Regions from separate parts of the Homo sapiens genome. Here region 2 is linked to region 1. A link is a loop called in an ENCODE intact Hi-C map of the cell type or tissue named here. Cell type or tissue: GM12878. All regions are shown on one strand.

What was found. Peaks named below come from ENCODE experiments on the same cell type or tissue, not always from the same donor. Only the 100,000 strongest peaks of a DNase experiment are listed, where the experiment ranks them.
Region 2: a loop joins it to region 1, with 14 times the contacts of the local background. A loop is called at or near these places in 85 of 110 quality-filtered maps.

What each region holds. Positions count from the first base shown.
Region 1 is chr14:72,513,829-72,521,828 of GRCh38, forward strand. It overlaps RGS6 (regulator of G protein signaling 6), which reads left to right. Exons shown (of 18, transcript NM_001204424.2): 15 at 4,523-4,709. MIR7843 (microRNA 7843) reads left to right here and starts at 2,992; the gene lies at 2,992-3,070. RefSeq lists enhancers at 339-408, 943-1,443, 5,121-5,190, 5,661-5,810, 5,901-5,990. In GM12878, CTCF peaks have their summits at 409 (motif pointing right) and 3,216; DNase peaks (open chromatin) are centred at 3,253, 5,273, 5,453, 7,373 and 1 weaker place; H3K4me3 peaks cover 1,219 bases; H3K27ac peaks cover 4,495 bases.
Region 2 is chr14:72,944,976-72,952,975 of GRCh38, forward strand. It overlaps DCAF4 (DDB1 and CUL4 associated factor 4), which reads left to right. Exons shown (of 14, transcript NM_015604.4): 7 at 909-1,052; 8 at 2,167-2,216; 9 at 6,823-6,902. Among named protein-coding and RNA genes, the nearest start is that of TRC-GCA8-1, 14 kb to the right of the region's middle. In GM12878, a CTCF peak has its summit at 3,725 (motif pointing left); a DNase peak (open chromatin) is centred at 3,646.

The DNA of each region.
Region 1 (8,000 bases):
GCTGTAACATCTCCTGAGAGAAGGTAGTTGTTCTTCTAACCTGCAGATTGATGATCCGAGTTCCACACAGTGTCGGCTGAAGGGAGAAGCAATTAAAAGAGAACACAGTGGGGCACCAGGTTCATCTCGAGAGCTCTTGTCTCTGGCAGTTGCCCTGAGTCCAAGGAAGACCTCAGAAGGTTCACTAGGCCCAGCAGGATCCACCACTTACCAAACCCATGATTAATAGGAACAGAGGTGACTCCCACGACACCACAACCATCTGCAGTGTTTCAGTCACTGCCCAGTGAACAGAACTCAGCTTCAGTGGTGCTGGGGGTGGTTACTAACGTAGGCACCCCGGAATTTTAGCCCCACCGGGAACTAAACCAAGTTTAAGCTCTGCTGCCTACGTCTCTGGTTGACCAGCAGAGGGCATAGAAACACTTTCTTCTCTCCTGGAGTTTGCTTTTTCTCTGGGAGCGAACCAAAAGCTGTATTTTCTAACCCATGAAAATTCTAGTTTATGAAAAGATATGTAAACTGGTGACTGAGGGCCTGCCCAGACCTCCTGGTAGGATGGAGAATGATCAAGGGCCAAATGGTTTGTCTTACCCAGCCAGCCTTGAGAAAATCCTCTTCCTTGAAAGCCTCTAGGGAGAAAGGAGGCTCCCACTGGGGCAGCCCCTGGATGGTCCTCCAGCCCTGTTCTCCACTGCTTCGCCCCAGTGGTATCTGAGCCCAGGCTGCCTCGCTCCAAAAGCTAGTTTCCCCGCCAGCATTTCTAAGTCATGAACACGGATCAAATGCCCGCACAGGGGCTGCCTCCCTACTGCAGCTATGACAATTGGCAGAGACCAGGGGCAGGTCAGGACAGGTGGTCTCCCAGATATTAGTCCTTGTGGCCTGCCAGTCACAACGGCCCTTCTGCTGCAAGCCATGGAGGCTCAGTGCAGGATGGATGGATTTGATGCAGCTGCTGGCATTTCACTCCCTGCCGCTGCCCTTGGGGAGGAGCGGTACCTGCAGGTTTTTTATAAGAGCAGAAGCTTCCAAAGCTTCAAGGGGCTTCCCATGGGCAGCAGATGTGCAGAGAGGAGCTGCTGTGGCTCTCTGCAGCGGGGAATGTGGCCTGGGCTCTGAGTTCCCAGCTCAGGCCTGTGGGGCTCGAAGATGGCCAACACTAACCAAAGCCTGTTCTGAATTTCAAATTGACACAAAGGTTCCTCAAAACCAGTGATGGTAAACACATACGGGATGTCAGGATGCTGCTGTGACAGCAGTTTTGCTGTTGCCTGAGAGAGACAAGGCAGGTCAACTCCAAGGCAGACAGAAGGCCAGGGAGAGTCCCCAGTGTGTGCAGGGAGAGAAAACTGCTGTCTAGGGAATGTTACCCCATACCTTCCCCCTCTCCCTTCTTGCCCTTTCCCCCTCCTTCCCTCCCTTTCTCTCCCCTCCCCTTCCTCTTCCTCCAGCATGCCTGTTGTTTTCACTTGTACTTAAAAAAATTCTTGGTTTTATGTGACAAAGAAAACCTTTTTATTTTTACATAAAAGTTTATTAAATTTGATTCCGCGGCCTGGTGCAATGGCTCACGCCTGTCATCCCAGCACTTTGGGAGGCCAAGGCGGGCGGATCACTTGAGGCCAGGAGTTCAAGACCAGCCTGGCCAACATGGTGAAACCCCATCTCTGCTAAAAATGCAAAAATTAGCTGAGCATGGTGACATGCCCCTGTAATTCCAGCTACTCAGGAGGCTGAGGCAGGAGAATAGCTTGAACCTGAGAGGCGGAGGTTGCAGTGAGCCGAGATGTAGCCACTGCACTCCAGTTTGGGTGACAGATCATGACCCTGTCTCAAAAAAATTGATTATGAAATTTGTATTTCCATCAGCTCCGGTCATCTCTATATCCAGCTGAGTGATGTACATTTTCATGTGGCACCCAAATCATCCTGCAAAAAGGACCCTGAGCCCTCAGGAACCGCAGGGAGCCTGCAGAGCTCCCAGGGTCCTCAGGGCCTTCCCACAGGGGCTCAGCAGCTCCTCCTCAGTGCTGACAGAGGTGACAGAAAGTGACCTCCCATGTGGCATTGATTGAGGGGGCAGGAAATCACCCAGGTGTCATCCATTTGTGTGAGAAGTTGCAGGGGCCCAGGGGGCGTGGGAAGACGCTGACCCAGAAGGTTGCTTCCAGCCAGGGATTCAGCCCAGACGGCCTCCCTCTGTGAACCTGGTTCTCCTGTCTGCCTAGCATGGGGCTGAGGAAGCCTCACTGACTTCGTCTCTGGACATTTGACCCCTTCTGGGCCTTGGAAAAGCCAACACTGGCTTCTTCCTATAGAGCCAGGTTCCCCGCATCTTTCACCTACTGGTCAGACATGGCCTTCCAGGCAGAGAAAGCCTTGTAGGTACTCTCACCAGCAGATGGCCATTTTCACTTGGCAAGCCTCCCGGCCACTTCCTTCTTTTCACAGCAGACCTGAGAGAGTGGACAGAGAGCCCTACAGAACCTAGGGCAGGCCTGGGAGATGGAGGAGACCCATGCCCCAGCTCAAGAGTCAAGGGCCCACCTGAACAATGAGGTAGGGGAACAGCTCCTTTCAAGCCCTTCCTTCCCCACCCTCTCTGGACTCTGGATAAAGAAACACGACTGCTTTCCTCTCACCCAGAAGCCAGAAGGACCTGAGCACCCAGGACTTGTGGCTGTCAGAGAGCTGTGGAAGGGCAGGGGACACCAGATGGCAGCAGCAAGAGCTGGGCGGCAGCATCTGCCCAGGCCACCTGCGGAGAGAAGGCTGGAATCCGAGGGATCACACTGGGCCAGCATTGAGCCTGTGGCCACCACACTGACCCCTCCTCAGCTCCCCCTCACAGGACCTGAAAGCATTTCTGAGTTAAGTCTGCATAGGAAGTTTTCCAGAGCCATGCCACATATCCCTCCATCCACTCAGTGCCCATTTTACAGATGAAGAGAGAGGCACCCAGAAAGGTACACCAAGGCAAGATATGGCGTAGACAGGATGAGGGCAGAGCCAGCTTCCTGATCTGATGGAAGTCATGAAGCCTTCTCTGCCTTACGCTTGGCTCTGCAGGGTCGCTGAGAGGTTCCTTTAAGGAGATCATCAGAATCCTAAATGGCAAAAAATGGCAAATCAGGGGAAGAGTTGGAGCCCAGCATTTGGGGACACACACACACACACACAGTCGTCTTGCCTTGCAGAAATTGGGTTGCATTACTCCAGTCTGCCACTGAGTGGCACCTTTGGGCCATGCACTTGGCTCCAAAGACATTTCTCTGAACAGCAACAGAAAAACATGTTTAACCCTAAAAAAAAAAAAAAAAGAAACAAGTACATCTTACTTTGGATGAAATTTGATGACAGATTGAATGCACTGTCTGCACTTTCCACCACGTCATGTTTCAGCTTCGCTTGTCCCTCCCTTTCTGTTGACTAGACTACCTGTGATTCCCGCTGCTCTCGGAACCAGCACAGGACCTACTCTCTTACTCACTGATGGGGGAGCTGGCCTGTCCATGCACAGGGCAAAGGATATGACACCCAGACCTGGATCCTGCTGCAAGGCTGCCTTGGGAACCATCCTTAAGACCCGGTAGCTGTTGTCCAAGCTTTGGCTCTGGCTGCTGCTGCTCTCAGCAGAAAAGAGCTCACTGCTCCCATGCGGATGCTGAGGGATTAAACAGAGGCAAATACGGAAGTGAGCAGATTTTTCTCTCTTGCTCTCAGCAGAAGGAGAACCATTCTGCAGAGAAGTTTTCAACATATGCCTCTTCAGCATTGCTCCAGATGCGTCCGTCTTCACTCTGAAACCCATATATTGAGCACCTACTATTTGCCAAGCACCGTGCTGAGCACTGATGTGAATTGGCTCAGTTTCTCCATCTATAATAGGAATGGCTGGTTCATTCTTACACAGATAGTCTTTATGATTCCAGGACACTGCCTGCTTCTGGGATCTCTCCTCCATTTTGATGCCATCACTTGATCCCAACTAGATTTGACAAAGGGTCTCACACTGTCTGCATGGTGGCATGTATGTAGCACTGGGGTTCTCAACCAGGAATGAGTTCATCTCCCAGGGGACATTGGGCAATGTTTGGAAACATTTTTAGTTGTCATAACTTGGGAAGGGGGGTTGCTATTGGCATCTAGTGGGTAGAGGCCAAGGTTGCTGCTAAACATCCTACATTTCACAGAATAGCCTCAACAACAAAGAATTATCCAGCCTGAAGTGGCAATAGTGCTGAGGTTGAGAAACCTTCATGTAGAAGGAGAGAAATCCCGTTCTGATAACGAGAAGCACATTGATCTTTTAATATGCAATTCTTTTCTGTTCTGCACCATAGGAACACCTTTGATGTTTTCACAATCTCCATGGTCTTTGCAGCTCATGTAGTGGCATCAGGGCAGGCTGAGAGATGCAGCAGAATGGGTTTCATGGGACATCAGCTCTGGGGCCATCTCAGGCAACATCCCGATGCTGAGCCCCCTGGAACTGACTGTGTTTCTGCTCCCACTTCAGGTTCTGGCTGGCTGTCCAAGATCTTAAGAAACAACCCCTACAGGATGTGGCCAAGAGGGTAGAAGAAATCTGGCAAGAGTTTCTGGCTCCAGGGGCTCCAAGTGCAATCAACCTGGATTCTCACAGCTATGAGATAACCAGTCAAAATGTCAAAGATGGAGGGAGATATACATTTGAAGACGCCCAGGTTTGCTTATCTACTCAAGTGGTTGTCATAAGGTGTTCATTTGTCCCCTTCATTGCCTGACCTATTAACACAAGTTCAAGGCATTGTGGGTAGTTAAAATTTCAGATTTGGTTATTTTTAAGTTCATCAGTGGAAACCATTTCAGATAGGCGCACAGCAAAATCCCAGGATCGTTTTCCTAGATGGGTTATGTATTACATAGAAACCAAAATGTGCAGTTATATGCTTTATTTGTTCCAGGAAAGCCTCAAAGTGTTTTACAAAATCTGAAGGCTTGTAATAAGTCAGTGATAGAATCTGGAAACCAGAACACAGCATTGGGGAAGTGGGTGTAGTGAGTTAGCAGGGCCATGAGTCAAACCCACATCTGTCTACCTCTGAAGCCCACACTGATAACCACCTCTCTACACTGCTTCCGCAGTGATCTCCAGCTCTGCAGTGAATATTTTTTAAGCACATCTATATTCCAGGCTCTGCGCTATGTGATAAGATACCACAAAGAACAGGCAAAACCCCTGTTCTCACCGAGGTTGAGTGGGAGACAGACAAGTAAATGGGCAACTTCAACAGTGTGAAAAGTGCCCCAAATGGGTGAACCCTAGGTTAAAGCAAGCCTGCAGGAGGGACTCCCAACCCTGTAGGACACAATTAAGATGCTCACAGATGCTAGTGATGCTGGCTAAAGAAACAGGAACCACCCTAACCAGCAGACTAAATTTTGACGGCTGGGAGGTGCCATTTCTAAAAATAAGCATTGGGTTGGTTTCTTACTTCCTGGCCCCTAATTTCTATTTCCTGTCACCATCCCACACCCAGTGACAGGGCTTAAGATTTTGCTTATCTCCTTGACCCCACTTACTTCTCTCACCTCTGGGGCCCCCAGTAGAGAATTTGGGTGGTTTGCCCCTTGCAGACATTATTATCTGATTTAGGAAACTCAGTGTAGCTGCACCAATGCAAATAATGGCATGAGAACAGTGTCCCTTATCATCCAGAATTACCTTGTCATTTGCTCAGAACTTCAAGATGGAAACACCTACCAACCTCAACACCATAACTATCTACTTCTCTCCCCCTGGTCACGAGCTCCATCAAATGCCTGTGCCAATCACGAAATCATGACTCCTTCATATACCCCTTGCAGCTTCAAAGCAGAATGTTTGAGTCATGAGAGCTCTTTGCTGAGATATTTTTGCTTATGTGTATGTACGTATGCTTTCAAGCACCATATTGACATGGCCAGAGAGGAGAGTGACAGGGGAGTTCCGTGGGGGTTCCCTGCATGAACAAGCTGAAGCTCAAACTCCAATATTTATGAAACACAAGAAGAGGGATACTGGTCAAAACCTTGATGCATCTAGCACAGTATTAACACTCCAAGCATGACATCAGGAGGGATTTATTTTAATTTTTTATTATGAAAACTTTTAACACTTGGAAAAGTGGAAACAGCAAAACAGCAAACATTTATAGACCCTCATCCAGCCTCAAAAATCATCAGTACACGTCTGATCTTGCTTTATCTCTAGCCCCATCTACTTTTTCACCTGCCACCAGGTTACTTTACAACAAATCCAAGATGTTGCATCATTTCATCTGTAAACTTAGATATGTATCTCTAAAAAAAAGATCCTTTTGTTTTAATATTGCCACAATATCCTTTATCTCCCTCCCTTCCTCACATCCCCTTGCAATTTATTTGATGAAGGATTTAGATCCTTTGTCCTGTAAAGAGTTCCAAGCTCTGGATTTTTCTGATTGCAGCCCTGTGGTGCTATTTAGCATGTTCTTCTATCATCTCTCTTTCCTATAAATTCGTTTTATAAGATATTTAATCAGATTTAGGTTTGATTTTTATGGACAAAACCACTTCATGGATTGTGTGGTGCTCTCCTATCAGAAGGCACATGTCTAGCCACCTCTCTTTTTGACCTTTTTGCAGATATTGATGTCTATCGCTTATATCCATTAGTTAATTAGAGGTTACAAAACAACAACGTACTAATTTTATTCTTTCTTCACTTATTAGCTGGAATACTTTCATAAAGAGAAACTTCCCTCCACCACTATGGTATTAACTAGCAGTACAATTCACATAAGAAAAGCAGGATAAATATTTGATTCTCTCCCTTCATTTGCCAGTTTTCAAAATGAGTGGTTTGCTATTATCTTCCTATGGTAAACATTAGGGTCTATTTTGGTTTTACTATCTTTGTAAACTCATGAGTTTAAACATATATGCTATGTTTTAATCCATTTTGCTGATTACTTTTATTGATGCTTGGATTGGGCCATCTCTGGCCAGTTGGCTCTTTCTGACACAGCCCTAAGAGTGATCTTTGACATCATCCAAATAGCAGGGAAGCTAAGATATTCCAGTCTTTGCCCTTACCCAGAATAAGCTGTTTCTCCAAGGATCCCTGATTCCTCTTAGTGAGAAATGGTATTTAGAGACTAAAATCTAGGCACTTAGAGTGTTTCATTGTTCCTGGATTGTTTATCATTTCCAGCCCTTTTCAGTCGACAGAGCTAGGAAATGTGTTGCTGTTTATAATAAAAATACATCCTGAGTTCATACTGATACTTTTAATTCAAATTCTGACCTACAGGGGATTTTATTTAACCGCTTGTTTCTTACACCTGTGCCTCTTTTCTCTATGCTGACAATCCTGACTTTCAAGGGCACTGGATGATAGCATAATTACTCATTTGCTTTATACTACACAGAGCAGTCTCTAAACCACAATGCTAAAAATACAGCAACAGTATGATTATCGCCTGGTTCTTTAATTGTTGCATAGTATTCCGTTGTGTGGAGGCACCATAGTTTAGTCAACCAGTCCTCTCTTCTTGGACATTTATGTTGTCTCTACTTCAAGAAAGTTTTGATGGAAGAAGTGGGGAAGTCAGCCTAACGAAGGTTACATATTGACAAGTATCTCAATATCCAACCTACAGTGCTCTACCATTTTCCAAGTACTTCTAAATACATTCTATCTAATTTCTACAGCAATCTAGACTAGACATGAGGATGTCTTAAGCATCCCCATCTTCTTCATTATCTGCTAGGATTAGTCTCCCATGAATTCAAATAAAACACTCTTCCTAAGCCAATCCCTATTTTCAGACCAATTTCCTATTGCTTCTGAAGTGTATTTCCACCATAAATATACAAAGTGTTCCTTTCTAGCAGAGTGACCTTGGACAAGTTGCTTAAATTCCCTGAGTCTTCCTTTCCTCATCTGTAGAACAGGGATACAATGGAGCCTACACATAGGGGTGGAATGGGGA
Region 2 (8,000 bases), 430 kb after region 1:
CTACTCAGGAGGCTGAGGTGGGAGAATAGCTTGAACCTGGGAGTCGGAGATTTCAGCAAGCTGAGGTGGTGCCACTGTACTTCAGCCTGGGCGACAGAGTAAGACTCCCTCTCAAAAAAATTAGCCCACATCCTGAGCGAGGCATGGTGCCTCACACCTGTAATCCCAGCACTTTGGGTGGCTGAGGCAGAAGGATCACTTGAGGCCAGAAGTTCAAGACCAGCCTGGACAACATAGCGAGACCGTATCTCTACAAAAAAATATAAAAGTAGCCAGGCACAGTGGTTCATGCCTGTAGTCCTAGCTGCTCAGGAGGCTGAGGAGAGAAGATCACTTGAGCCCAGGAGTTCAGGGTTATCATAAGCCATGATCATGCTACTGCACTCCAGCCTGGGTGACAACAGTGAGACCCCACCTCTTAAAAAAAAATAGCCTACATTTGAATGCAGTCTTTTTCTATTGCACGTTTTATTCAATGCAATTTTTTTTTCATGGTGGTAAAAAAAAAAAAAAATAGTGCCTATGTAATAGGAACTAGCATTTTTCCTATTGCGCCACAGCCTTCGTGATGGCACATGACACATTCCTCTGGGTGGATGCTAGGGCTCTCCCAAACCCACTTCTGAGTGAGGTCCTCATGCAGACCTCAGACTTTCTGGCCATGTCCCCTCACTGCCATTCTCATCCTTCCTCTTGAATTGTTAGATCAGACACGTGCTGGCTTTGCCCAGACATGGCTGCACTAAGTTGGGGAAAGTGAGGTCATCTCCACTCTCGCTCATGGAGAGGAACTCTCACCTAGTGAAAATGCACAGAGCATGGGGGCCAGGAGAGACGGGCAGGTCCCTCTTAGGCAGTCCACCAGGCGCAGCCTGGGACGTCACCCACTGCCCCCTTCCCTTCTCCAGGCAGATACCAACAGTGACCGGCTCTTCACAGTGAACGATGTTAAAGTTGGAGGCTCCAAGTATGGTATCATCAACCTGCAAAGTCTGAAGACCCCTACGCTCAAGGTGTTCATGCACGAAAACCTCTACTTCACCAACCGGAAGGTACGTTGCCCATCCCTGTAGCCTCTCTGCACACTTGACCCTGGGGGTAGTTGGCCAAATTCAGGGTAGAGGAGAGCAACTGGGGAAGAGGGCAGAGCATACTTACCTCATTTTTCCATAAGACTTGATTTTTTACTTGAGCCTAGGAGTTTCAGACCAACCTGGGCAGCATAACATGCATGGTGAAACCTTGTCTCTACAAAAAAAAAAAAAAAAAATTATTTGAGTGTGGTGGCGCGCACCTGTAGTCCCAGCTGCTTGGGGGCTCGGGGGGAGGTGAGGTGGGAAGATCACCTGAGCCCAGGAGATCAAGGCTGCAGTGAGCCATGATCGTGCCACTGCACTCCAACCTGGGTAACAGAGCGAGACCCTGTCTCAAAAAAATGGATTTATGGTTGCTGAGAACCCATAGGGAAAGAAAAGGACTCCAGGAGTTTCTTGTCTTGGAAAAGAAAGTGAAATGAGATGGTTGGGGTAGGTTGAAGCAGCGCTTGTTTAACTGGTCCTCAGGACCGTCCCTCCAGGGGTCCAGGAGTTGATCTGGAAGGGCCCACACCAGGGCACAGAGTTCCTTGGAAATGGGCGACAGTGACTGTGGCCTGCATGGGAGGGGTCCTGCCCTGTGTGTCAGAGTGATGCGTCATCCAGCCAGGCCGCAGCCAGCACTGAGGCTTAAACAAATAAGAGGAGCTTGCTGTCTAGGGAGCAACCTTTAAGTTGCAGTGGGGTGATGGCGGCATCCGTGAGAAGCTGTGACTTGCTATTCAGTTGAAGCATAAGCTGCAAGATGGATACAGGTTGAAAATGGCTTCTGGGTGAAGTGAGATACACCTTCAGAGTTCGGCTTATCTCCTGCCATTGTAGAAAATTCAGCCCTGCCCAGAGGGTATGCCAGATAGACCAGATGTCTCCCTGTGGGTCTGTTGAAGGACTCAGGCTTGAGGTTACTTCCTGTCCTGCTTAAGCCCCACCCTCAGAATGCTTGTTCCAGCCCATTTGAAGAGGAGCAGGACGTGAAGAGAGAAGTCACACGTCTGTGTCCCCACATGTTATTCCACAGGAAAGCATATTACTGTAGAATAACTTTCCATCTCGCTGTGTGCTTCCTCACCAGGTGAATTCGGTGTGCTGGGCCTCGCTGAATCACTTGGATTCCCACATTCTGTATCCTTTGGCAGAGGAAGAGGTTTGGTGGGCAGGCCACACCCTGACGTTGGACCTGGGTATCTGTGGGCTTCATGACATGGCATCTTAGTGACCAGAGGACTAGACCCTTGTGCACTTACATCTCACGCTTTAGAAAAAAAAGCAGCGTACCTGGATAGAACACAAGGATGCCCGTGGAGCACAGAGAAGCAGCTGAGGTCCCATCATGGCTGTTTCTCAAGGTGACATTGATGTCACTGTGTGGCAGACACTGTCTGGGCCTTCACATGCATGTGGTGGAGACAGAATGGGAACTCAGGCAGTCTGACTCCAAGGCCGGCTCACTCTGCCACTGTGGCGTGTGACGGGAGGCTCTGGGTTCACTACACAGACCCAGTATTCCTGCCGGAGGGCTGGTGTGGTAGCAGAGGAACAAGGCAGAAAGGAGCAGCACAGCCTTGGGGAGGAAGCCCAGCTCCTCCTGAGGCCAGGGAGGAAAACAGTGGTCAGGAGAGCAGGGTCCTCCTAGGGGAAGCTGAGGGCAAGGTCAGAGAGGGGGTTCCTTTGGCAGTGGACATGGGTCTGTGGGCTCTGGGCCTCAGGTCCCTGCTGGCAACAGCTTTTTAGAGCACTCATCACACTAGTCTCTGCCTTCCCGGAGAGCAAGCAGAGCCACTTTGCTGAGAGCACGGTAGTACAGTGTCGTGGTCCCTGGCCTCTGGGACCCTTGGGGGCTGTTGATATGGCACAAGACTTGACTCACCCAAAACCACATGTTAATGACTCTTGTCCTTGGTTCATTCTCTTATTAAATGTGTTCTGGAAACAATGTGACTACTCATTGTACCTCACACCTACTTCCTGAGTTGTGGTGAGATTAACATTAGTTAACTCCTGTGAAGGCACCTAGCAGTTTCTGGACATCATTGGTCCTCGACAAATGATAACTGAATCAGGATCTTTTTTGTAAATTTTATTTGTTTCACAGCACTGTATTTCAAAGGAGTTTTTTTGGATTTTAATTTTTTTCAGAGAAAGGGGTCTTGCCCTGTCACCCAGGCTGGAGTGCAGTGGTACAATCATAGCTCACTCCAGCCTAGAACTCCTGGGCTCAAGTGATCCTCCTGCCTTAGCCTCCCAAGTCACTGGGACTGTAGGTATGCACCACCACACCCAGCTTACATTTCAAAGGGTCATAGAGCCTAAATACATTAGCGACCTGATTATAAATTTATATAAGGCATCAAACTATGTGTGTTCTCTAAATTGCAAATTTTATGTGGCTTTCATTTGATGGGGTTCTGTAGGCCAATGGGACTGACCACATGTTACTATGATGATCTAACCAGAGGGCTAAAGAGGCCAAGCTCTGCAGAAAGCAAAAACAAGAACCTCACTCACATTTCCAGTCTTAAAACAGCATGGTATTCTCGTTTCTGTGGGCTAAGGAGAGGAAAAAAAAATCCATGTAATTGGACTTAAAGGGATGGATGGTCTGTTGTAGCTTCATCAGTGGCTCGCCCTCTGGTGGCCATTTCTGGTAGCCTTCGGGCTTTTGTGCTGAAGATTTTTTGTGCTGCTTCAGAAGTTCAGGTAACTTTTTCCCTTTAGAAAAATGGTACTTTGTTCAGACCTGCACTCTGCATTTTTCCTGCAAGAGTGGTGGGAAGTTAGATGGAATTCTTTCTACACTTATTGGGCCCTTAGTTAACCTGTGGCCTGTCAAAGGATTAAATCTTAGCCTGGCTCCGTAAGTACTCAAAGTTTGAGTATAAATAAGCTGAGATTCAGCAACAGTAACTAACATGCACATCCCACTTTCTTCACTTCCTTGCCTTCCAAACCCAGAAGCAAAATAAGTTTATTTGGTGGTGGTGTTCTCATTTACAGTTTCAGCACCTGGTATATCCTGGAGATACTTAATTTGGAGCTTACTACCCAGAGCGGTATGTCACATACACATCACATACTCAGATAGTCAAGAATGTCACCTGGCCAGGCATGGTGGCTCCCACCGGTAATCTCAGCATTTTGGGAGGCCAAAGTTGGGGGATTGCTTGAGGCCAGGAGTTTGAGACCAGCCTGGGCAATACAGAAAGACCTCTCTACAAAAAAAATAATAATAAAATTCTATTAGCTGAGCATCATGGTGCATGCCTTTAGTTCCAGGTACTCAGGAAGCTGAGGCAGGAGGATCATTTGAGCCCCAGAGTTCAAAGCTGCAGTGAGCTGTGATCACACTACTGCACTCCAGCCTGGGTGAAAGAGAGAGACCCTGTCTCTTAAAAAAGAGAAAAGTGACTGGGCACAGTGGCTCATTCCCATAATCCCAGCACTTTGGGAGGCTGAGGCAGGCGGATCACTTGAGGTCAGGAGTTCAAGACCAGCCTGGCCAACATGGTGAAACCCCATCTCTACTAAAAATACAAAAATTAGCCAGGTGTGGTGGCACGCACCCGTAATCCCAGCTATTCGGGAAGTTGAGGCAGGTGAATTGCTTGAAAACCCGGGAGACAGAGGTTGCAGTGAGCCAAGATTGCGCCACTGCACTCCAGCCTGAGCGAAAGAGCAAGACTCCATCTCAAAAAATGTATATAAAAATAAAATGTTTAAGAAGATTTTTAAAAGTTACATGATTGCTTTTCAGATATTTACATTTTCCAGTGAGGAATATGTGTGGTCATTCAGACAACACCTATCGAGTATATGCAGTTGCAAGGAGATAGAGACAGGCAGCTCCACAAGTCCTCAGTGTAGGAGGAAAGCTGCATGCAGGAGGGATTGCAGCCACCTTCCTGGAGGGAGACCCATGAGGGCAGGAAGAGGCCAGGGACCCCTAATAGGAGGAGTTGGGAGAAAGCTTGGTATGTTTGGCAGCAGTTTGATATTCATGATGTCTCTGGCTAGGGAGCAGGGCCTTTCAAGACTGAATGCTCGCTCAGGGCTGTGGGAGGTCCCAGGGGGTTGTGATTGTGGAGTCATTTTTGAAAATGATTCCTTTGGTGGCATTGTTGGGGGATAGACGGACGAGAGCAAGTCCTCAGACAGAAGCTGCTGCAAGACTAAGGGCGGTGGTGAGGGCGTGAAACGAGGTATCAGGAGTGGAGGGAAGGGCACCAAGAGGCAGGTGCAGGCTCTAGCCCGGGCATCTTGTGATAGGAGAAGGCCAGGATAGACCTCCCAGAGAGTGGTGGGTTGAGGCCAAGGAGTGTGTAGTAGAAATTGGGCTACATGGCCATAGGGCAGAACTGGAATGTTTCCATCAGATTTAGAAACCAGAGGCTCATTGAAGACTGATGAGAACATTTCTCTGGGAAGGTGAGGGTCAGGCCTGGATTTCAGTGGAGGAAAGGCAAGGGAATGAGAATAAATACAGGCTCCTCTGGAACAAAGTTTGGCTATGAGGGGAAAAGGAGAGGAACCGCGTCAGTCAAAAGACACACACGTAGGCAAGGGTATAAAGGGGCAGGTCAGAGAGGGAACTCCAACGACTATGCTCATGTGAACAGAGACACCCACATGTAGTCAGGGAAATGCAAATTTAAATAACAGTGAGGTATCACCTGGTACCCATTCAGATAAGCAGAAATTTTAAGGGCTGGTAGTGAGATATTCCATGCAATGCCATTTCTGTATGTTTTTTTTTAAACAAAAGCTGCTTTGTGTTATTTATTGACAAATATATGTAGTGGAAATACAGCATGGCTTAGAAGAACTTACACCAATTTGAGAAGAGCAGTTCTCTCTGAGTAGAGGAGAAGGGAGAATTGGACTAGGGAGGGATCAGAGAGGGCTTTTTGGGCTTTTTAATAGTATTTTATTTTTGAGACATGGTCTTACTCTGTCACCCAGGCTGGAGTGCGGTCACATGATCACAGCTCACCGCAGCCTTGACTTCCAAGGCTCAAGCAATCCTCCCACCTCAGCCTCCCAAGGAGCTGGTACTACAGGCACACACCACCACGCCCAGCTAGTTTTTGTATTTTTTGTAGAGACAAGGTTTTGCTGTGTTTCCCAGGCTGGTCTCGAACTCCTGGACTCGAGTGATCCTCCTGCCTCAGCTTCCCAAAGTGCTGGGATTACATAGGCAGGAGCCACCACACCCAGCTTTTAACTATATCTGATTTGTTTTTCCCTTTAAAAAACATCTGAAGCTGGCCAGTCACGATGGCTCACCCCTATAATCCCAGCACTTTGGGAGGCCGAGGCGGGCGGATCACGTGAGGTCGGGTGTTCGAGACGAGTCTGACCAACTTGGAGAAACCCCGTCTCTACTAAAAATACAAAATTACCCGGGCGTGGTGGCACATGCCTGTAATCCCAGCTACTCAGGAAGCCGAGGCAGGAGAATCGCTTGAACCTGGGAGGCAGAGGTTGCGGTAAGCCGAGATCGCGCCATTGCACCCCAGCCTGGGCAACAAGAGCGAAACTCCGTCTCAAAAACAAACAAACAAAAAAAAAACATCTGAAGGTAAATGTGGGCAGTGTAAACGCATGTTGAATCTGGACGGTGGGGGTTACTCTGGCCTAGGTTGTGTGCCGTATGACTTTCTGAAGGGTAAATGTCCATGCCTCCTCCCAGAGGGGAGCCTTGTGCCTAACTGTCCTTAACAGCTTTTTCCAGGCTATGCCTCATGGGACTCGCAGAGACTCCAGGCTGTGCCACCCTGCTCCCAGCATCACTGTTCGTCAATAGTCACCCAGGTACAGGGTTCTCCTCCTTTAAAGAAATCTGTCCTCTGTCTCCCGAGAGCTGTGTGGGGGTGGCTTAGAGAGAAGTATGGGGCCGCTGCAGAGGCACTGTGGGAGGATTCCCTAAGCCTGTCCCAGGGTTAGTACCAGAAGCATGTGTTTTTTTTACAGCATCTGCCCCTTTTTACCCATCTTGGGCCATTTCAGTCATTTCAGCAGCCAGAGCAGACTTAACACGCATGTAAACCAGCGTGAGCTCAGAACAGATTCGGACGCCCGTGCACATCATTCAGAAAACACCTCTGAAGGTCCAAAGCACCTCAGGTGCTATCAGGGATACTTAACAGTCTGCCTACGTTAAGGCAATTTGACTCCTCCTTCCTGACAGCATTCTGGATATTACATTTCAGTCTATCAGAAAATTAGGATCAATAAGACCAGGGTGAGAGGCCTCTTAAGAGTGTGGGCTTCAGGCAGACCTGGCACGAATCCCAGCTCTGCCCCTTGCCAACTTGAATGGAATGTTGAACCTCTCTAAAGTGGACAGGGCCTTCTCAGTCCACATCCGTGGAGAATTAGGTGAGATCATGCACATTTAGCCCAGTGCCTGGTATTTCATTGCACAGCAAGCTTATGAGGCAGGAGTGTGTCTTACCACCATTTTACAGATAAGGAAACTGAGGCAGACAGTTTCAGAATTTGTCTTACAAAAGTAATTTTTAGTGTTGGAGGTCAGGCTCACAGTACCCTTTGGGGAGGTAGTAATTGGGAAAGGGATGTGAGGGAGGCCTCTGGGGTACTGGATTGTTTTATGTCTTGTCTTGTCTTTTTTTTTTTTTTTTTTTTGAGACGGAGTTTTGCTCTTATTGCCCAGGCTGGAGTGCAATGGCACGATCTCAGCTCACCACAACCTCCGCCTCCCAGGTTCAAGCAATGCTCCTGCCTCAGCCTCCCAAGTAGCTGAGATCACAGGCGCACACCACCACGCCCGGCTAATTTTTGTATTTTTAGTAGAGACGGGATTTCACCATGTTGGTTAGGCTGGTCTCGAACTCCTGACCTCGTGATCCACCTGCCTCGGCCTCCCAAAGTGCTGGGATTACAGGTGTG